Regions from separate parts of the Homo sapiens genome. Here region 2 is linked to region 1. The links are chromatin contacts, found by Hi-C or POLR2A ChIA-PET in ENCODE. All regions are on one chromosome and are shown on one strand. Each heading gives the region's core, a stretch centred on a gene start or an enhancer-like site at or near the end of the contact. The rest is flanking DNA. Distances are from core to core; before and after follow the strand shown.

What was found. Hi-C counts contacts between places; a loop is a spot of excess contacts on that map. ChIA-PET counts read pairs that join two places held with the same protein, here RNA polymerase II (POLR2A). Pooled maps may share reads with other maps.
Region 2: a pooled map shows a loop between it and region 1 (2.2-fold over the local background). The contact joins the enhancer-like site here to the promoter of ASB15-AS1 in region 1. A Hi-C loop is called at or near these places in 25 of 168 maps with a recorded cell type or tissue (Caco-2, Calu3, HepG2 and 15 more) and 14 of 50 pooled maps. POLR2A ChIA-PET finds 5 or more read pairs at or near these places in 3 of 52 experiments (MCF 10A and WTC11).

The regions. Positions count from the first base shown.
Region 1 is chr7:123,622,844-123,626,513 of GRCh38, reverse strand. It overlaps ASB15-AS1 (ASB15 antisense RNA 1), which reads left to right and starts at 1,557. Exons shown (of 5, transcript NR_111922.1): 1 at 1,557-1,618; 2 at 3,354-3,540. ASB15 (ankyrin repeat and SOCS box containing 15) reads right to left here. Exons shown (of 12, transcript NM_001290258.2): 8 at 1,700-1,945.
Region 2 is chr7:123,679,892-123,683,561 of GRCh38, reverse strand. It overlaps WASL (WASP like actin nucleation promoting factor), which reads left to right. Exons shown (of 11, transcript NM_003941.4): 11 at 1-1,619. Among named protein-coding and RNA genes, the nearest start is that of LMOD2, 26 kb to the right of the region's middle. Within about 2 kb of position 1,826, at least 3 of the 41 ENCODE cell types and tissues checked have a DNase peak (open chromatin) inside an H3K27ac peak, as active enhancers do.

The DNA.
Region 1 (3,670 bases), core at 308-2,807:
GACAGTAGTTTCTTATTTTATTTATTTATTTATTTATTTATGTTGACAGAATCTCACTCTGTCGACCAGGCTGGAGTGCGGTGGTGTGATCTCAGCTCACTGCAGCCTCCGCCTCCTGGGTTTAAGCAGTTCTTCTGCCTCAGTCTCCTGAGTAGCTGGGATTGCAGGCATGTGCCACCACAGGGTTTCGCCATGTTGGCCAGGCTGGTCTTGAACTCTAGGCCTTAAGTAATCTACCCACCTTGGCCTTCCAAAATGCTGGGATTACAGGCATGAGCCATGGTGCCCGGCCCCCTCTATTTTAACTTAACAAATACTTACAGTTAATAAAGTATTAACAAATACTTTATTGCCCTCTATGTGCAATCAGTGTGTGTGACCCTAAGAAGAATAAGTGTGACTACTCTAAGGAGCTTAGAGGGGAAATGAAACAAAATATCAGACAGCACAAACTGTATGATATTCCAGTGACACTGACATTAAGACAAGGAGACATGATGTAGGGGACTGTGGCTCTGCTGCTTATGGTGAGAGCTGGGGGCAAGCCGTTTACTTCCGTGCACCTCCATCTCCACATCTGTGAATGATTAATACAGCTTACTTCACAGGGCTTATTTGAAAATTAAACGTGGTTGTATTGGGACACCTCAAAAATGTTAGTCTTTTTCCTACAGGGAATCACTGGGGATCATGCGGTTCTAGAGGTCATTTGCAGATGAGGACGCTGAGGACCAGATATTTAAGGAATAAGGCTAGGGTCTCACAGTGAGTAGTGGCTCAACCAGTTTAGGAGTCAGGTCTCCTTAACTCATGGTTCTGTAGTTGTATAAAACACCTGGAGGGTTTAAGAAAGGGCAGTGTCACAATCTGTTGGAAAGAATTAGGAAAGGATTTAGGGAGGAGGTGTCTCAAGAGATTGACTTTGAATTGTGCTGAAGAGATAAAGGCAAGGACCTGACCCAAACCCTGCAAGGTACGTTTGGGAATACTGCTAGTATATTTTGACTGGAGTGTAGGATACAAGATGGGAGCAGTGAGGGATAAACGTGGTAAAACAATTTGAGATGATGCAATAGGGATTGTTTTTTGGATAGTTGACACTATTGTAGCTGCCCTATAGGGAGAGGAGCCAAGTTGCAGTATGTACTGTGATTCTCTGATGGGAGACTAGAAACCCAGAAAATGGTTAGAAACTATTTGCACTGGTCCAGGGAGAATTGAGGGACCTGATCAGGATGGCAGATGGATTGCAATGAGAGGACAAGAGAAACGCTACAAGAATTTGCAACTGATTGGATTTAGGAAAGCAGGTGATGGAGGAATTAGAGATAAATACGATCTTTCAATCCTGTTGAGAGAAATTATTACATTAGAAGAGTAGAAAAACAGGAGGAATTCAGTTAAGGAGAAGATGAGCATGAGGCCCTGATGGGCCATCTATGTGCAGATTGAACTGTCTCTCGAGAGAGCAATCAGGACTGGGCTTGTAAATTCGTAGGTCACAATGTATAGGGCTTAGCTGAGTTGTAGAATAAGGGTCTACTGAGGGACCAGGTGGGAAAACCTGATGCCAAGTTCCATTCAGCAGAGGAAGAGGAGCTCCCCTAGTTACATTCAGGTGAGGAAGAGTGATGAATGGAGAAAAGGAGAGTTCGAGAGGCAGGACAAAAGTCAGGAAGTGTAACTCCTTTTCACATACCTTTGTGGATTAGATGTTCTAACACGTCACAGTGACCATACTCGGCAGCGACGCCTAGTGGTGTGACTCCAAATCCATCTCTCAGGTGGACATTGCCTCCATGTTTCAGCAGCAGAGCTACGATATCTTTTCGGCCTTGCTTGGCTGCTTCATGCATTGCTGACCATCGCTTGACACAGGGCTGGTCTAGGCTAGTGTTATGTTTGATCAGAGTCGACACCATGTCATAGGAGCCCTTTTTCACAGCTTGAAAATGATTGTTAAAAACAACAGTAAGTATATTAACACAAATACCTTAGGTGGTATTAAACTAATTACTAAATTTAATATTGAAATAGATACTAGCTAGTAACTTTTTTTCTACAAGGAAAATAATGTATTTCTCATATCCCTTCTGTTTCTCATACCCAAGTTTATATTTGTGAAATATAAGTTTACAAGATGACACTACCTTTTCTTTAAGACCTGGAGGAGGGGTAAGAGTTTCACAGAAAATAACACGTATCACTAGGATAGGATGCTGTGTGCCCTCTTTCCAAATTTTAATTTCTTCACCAACAAAATGGAAATAACACTTGTTGTTGGGTTGTACAAATTAAATAATGTATGTAAAATTCTCAGTGTAGTACCTAGTACATAACAGGAGCTCAGTAACTGGCTATTATTATTATATCACTCCTAGGACCCAGGAACCTCATATGTAAATCATGTTCATCAGGTTTCCCCTATAGAAACAGGGTTTTTTCCCCTTGCCGCAAAAGATAGCAGCAAGTATTGAATGAACTTCTCTTTCTTATATATGTATTTTCTTTCCTTTCTCTTTCTTTCTTTCTTTCTTTCTTTCTTTCTTTCTTTCTTTCTTTCTTTCTTTCTTTCTTTCTTTTCTTTCTTTCTTCCTTCCTTCCTTCCTTCCATTCTTTCTTTCTTCTTTTCTTTTCTTTTTTTTTTTTTGAGACAGAGTCTCGCTCTGTCGCTCAGGCTGGAGTGCGATGGCACAATCTCAGCTCACTGCAACCTCCACCTCCTGGGTTCAAGCAATTCTCCTGCCTCAGCCTCCTGAGTAGCTGGAATTACAGGCGCATACCACCAAGTCTGGCTAATTTTTGTATTTTTAGTAGAGACAGGGTTTCACCGTGTTGGTCAGGCTGGTCTCAAACTCCTGACCTCGTGATCTGCCCGCCTTGGCCTCCTAAAGTGCTTGGATTACAGGTGTGAGCTACCACGCCCGGCCCTCTTTCTTACATTTTTAATGGGTGATTATCAATTAGATTGTTTAGAATCTACATAGGCCAACTGTTCCCAGTGAGTGAAGTAAGTGACCGTTAATGTAGTACAATTAAGGAGGTTCACCAAATCAGTTGTCCCTCTCCCTCTCTGCTCATCTCTAATGGCTGAAATTATACTGTTACAAGGTTTTCCCCTTTTGGATTATTAAGAGATTGTCCCCATTTAGATGTATACACTTCTAAAAATGTAACTTTTTTTTCCTTTTAAGTAAAATCTTATTAAAATACAGATTAGGATGAGTGCTGCCCCTACAAATGGAGATGTACACAGTTACATTCACTCATTCATTCATTCACTCACTCATTTCCTATTCAGTTAATACGGCTAGCTCCACTAAAGGCTCTGTGTTATGCACTGTGGACAACAGGAAGAAGAGACAGATTTGGATCTCACTCGTAGAGTTTATGGCCTAGAGAAGAAGCCTATGCTGCCTTCTATTTAAAGAGAGACTCAAAGTCTGGGCCTGTACTGGGAAACGTAGAAGAAGATATGAGGCCACATGGAACATTCTGGGGTAACCAGGAGGCAGAACGCAGAAAGGATCTAAAGCCAAGGCAAGGAAAGCAGCTCCCAATGTGGTAATGGGAGGATGAAGACGAACTTTGCCTACTTCATTTGGGAGCAGGCAAGCCATCCCTGCAGGAGATGCCCGTTTTTCTCCCTCTCCTTGTCTAAAGTAGAACC
Region 2 (3,670 bases), core at 577-3,076, 57 kb before region 1:
CCATAAAAATGTAATCTAGTTGGCAAAGGTGTGCGCTAAAACACGGAACCGAACATGCATTGATTTGGATAACTTTTGAGGGTTTTTGTCAAATAGCATGTGAAGAGTTACATTTTTCTTAAAAGATTGGTGGTCCCAATGTCAGAGTTCTTGGAACAGATAACTGAATGATAGATTTTTTTTTTTTAAAGATAAAACTTTACAACCTGCACATTTGTTATGCATACTAAATGGTGTGTTAAAATTAGGGTTTCTTTGCCTCTCTACACTACACTAATCTGCCTAAAGGTGGTTGTTTCATATTTATAATGCTAATTATCATACCTACCTACTTTAAATTTTAGGTAGAAAATTATCTGATTTAAATACAAACATATTTTTCTCACATTGAGTAATATGCATAATGTAGTTCCAAATGTATTTCATTACTATAGTCACAATATCCAACTAAAAATTACGCTATCTAGAATTGTACCAACCAAAATCTCGTATTGGCAGATCTTGACAGGCTGGACCTGCAAGATGTGGCTTGAATTTTAACCATTTATTACATAATCTCTAGTGATCATGCATCTAGTTATCATAAGAAATAATTTAAAAGGTTTTGTTGCTGAAAGCAGTAAGTGGTGCAGTAAAATACTTAAGTTATTCAAAGAATGTTATCTTTCTTGCAAGAGTAATTTAAGCACATGGGAAAGATTCTAGACTTTTTGTTTCTTGCAACAACAGTGCCCTCTGCTGCTAGAAACCTTTTTCTACTTACTATCATTTTTATTGTGGCTTGAGCTCAGTCAATCTGGTGCAGATGAGGCTGGACAACTACTAACCAATAAAATCAGGAGTTTGTACAAAAGTTAAATGGAACATTATAATTATTTTAAGTAATGTTAATTGAAAAAATTTTTTCTTTTTGACAATATAAAAAACATTTTAAATTTCCTAGAAATGTCTTCAGGGTAATGCCAATTTAAGATCTCTCTTAACTTGTGGCCAAGAAATTCTAGATTTTCCAGCTGACTTTGGTATAATATATATTTATCAGGAACTTCTCTCAGCAGAGAGTACCCATTCTTCGAGTTCAAAGCACAATTTTAAACATGTAAAATGGATATATAATTTGCCAAAGGTAATTAATTTATTCTTTTTTTCTTAAAGAAGAAAAAGACATTGGTTGTTGTTACAAAAAGTCTAAATTACTGTTGGTTGAAACACAGCAGCTGTGGAGTTCAGTCCAGGCATGAAGACTAAATCTGCTTTACCAAGTAAGGTGTAAGGTTGCATGTTTCAGTCCTCTACCATCCTGCACTGTGAGCAGCACTATACCTGTGCGTTGTCTGAAAGCCTTCCGTATATTCTCCAGCTAAATGGTCGTCTGGTAGCCTTTGCATTTAACAAACTAGCATGAGGCTTTTTATATCTAAATGCTACGTGATAGACAATTTCAGCTAGCCACATATTGTATGTATGAGATTCATAAAGACTTTCAATCATTTCATTTTCAGACAACTGAAATTTTGTTTAGTATGTGAATTCTTTTTTTGAAATGTATAGTGAATAGGATGTTGCACTGGTGGCAATTCATCATGGAGCATAATAAAATTAATTTGACCCAAATAGAATAAAATAATGTGTTTCATGTGTTTATTGTTAAGAGAGTAAAATAGGTTTAAAATTTTTAAACTGTATAGTGAAGGGTACAGAGCGATCAATGATAATGGTTGATGTTTTCAGCAGACTGCATGCCCTGAGAGTTAGAGTGTGCCATTAAATAAACATGGTGAGCAGAAGAATGTTGCACCCTGTTCTGTTGGGAAACATGACAGCTGCTCAGCAGCTCCCCTAGAAGCCACTGCTGTCGTTCACAGAGCATTGACATTGCAAGGTCAAACTGTTTGGAACTCTTCCACATACCAGAAATGTTGAAGTTTTCTAAATCAGAATGATATTGGAGTTTATTGGTAGTTTCAATAAATGCCAAATATAGCAGTTTGTATGGGACATAAGTAGCTTTTAATAAATGATATCAAAGAGGGTGCTCATTTTAAACGGTAAACTCTGTTTTTGATAGATAGAATTTTCTGTTTCACTGACCCTGGCACAAGTGGGTGTCTGAAGATTAAACTGAGTTGCGGAATTCAGAGTGTAGGATGCTACAAAATTCCTTTTAAGAGCTTTGGCCAAATTTAACAACCATTTCAAGAGTAATACGTTCTATTAAAAAGTTGTTTCTGTTGTACAAATGTGAACACTTAAGAATATATTAGACTTTTAAAATAATTTTTTAAAGATGCCTAAGAATTGTTTCTGTCAGGTCATTTTTATCTAATCAACAGAGGGGATTCCCGAGATAACTCTTGTTTTAGAAACGGAGTTCCTAAAGGACAAATATAGAGATAAGGCTTATTTATAGTACAATAGAAAAGCCTGTATGGAAAAGTTGGGAAATTTACCTTCCACATTTATTGACATTGTCACATCTCACCTCCAAAACACAGCATTCTTTATAATCTCTTGGTCATTTATTCATGGATTAAAAAAAAAACTTTGCTTTCTAAGGAAGCCTCTAGGAAAGGTATAGTACACTGTTATGAATATGTTAGAGAACATGCTTTGCAGCTACTGCCTTTACTTCTGTATGTGATACTTGGCATCCTCCATTGCCGTGAGGAGCCTATTGAAAAATTTGTCTCCGGATGCATCTGCCATAGGTTTTTCCAAAAAAAGAAAAGCATCACAGATTGTGCTAACTAACTGTTGATACAGTGTTAACTATTACACAAGTCCAGTGTAACTCTAAATTGGCCATGCACACCATCAAGATTGACAAGTCAAGATAAGATAGCACACAATTATTTTGAGTAAAACTTTGAGTAAATTTTTTTGAGTAAAAATTATTGGAGTAAAAATTATTTTGAGATTGTAATTTATAGGTGGTTTCAGTCTAATCAGATACTTGTGTATTGGGGCGTTTCTAGTAAACTTGAAGTAGTCCCTGAATTATTTAACAACCACAAAAAATCTACCTTAGGATTTTTAAAAAAAAATGTTTCTATTTAACAGCAAGTTCAATTTCAGCAGTATCAGATTGCATTATGGAACTTGAACAAAACACTATTTTCTGTCTTGAATTGCTTAGCATTTCATGACCTAAATTTTGTCTTGTCTTAGCTGTTGCTAGATGTGTGAAGATTTTCATCAAAGCCTAATTTTAAGGATTTTTTTAAGCATCAATATCATATTATGAACTAAATGTGTGGTGGACATTAAGATACAACAGTGGATAGGATAGGTCCCCACCCACATTTACATCATTTAAATCTAAAATACTTATTTCATAAATGAAAGACGTTTGGACCATTGAGTTACATGAGTTACATGAGAACAGGCATGTGGACACCACCAAGCCTGTTCTCTAATTTTGCAGGTGAGGGTCCTCATTCATATTCACAGTGCTTGTGGGGCTTGCCCGAGGTTAAAGTATCTACTAGAAGCCAGATCTGACTAGTTCAGCTGCTCTTTCTCATGCACCATAATCCTATTGTATGCCTTTCTCTTTTTCTTAAGGATAAATGCAGATTTAGTTTGTTTCTGAAAGGTATATGGCTACAAATGTCACCCTTTCTCATATCATCTGGGTGTTGATAGATGCCGCCAACATCCTATGTCCATC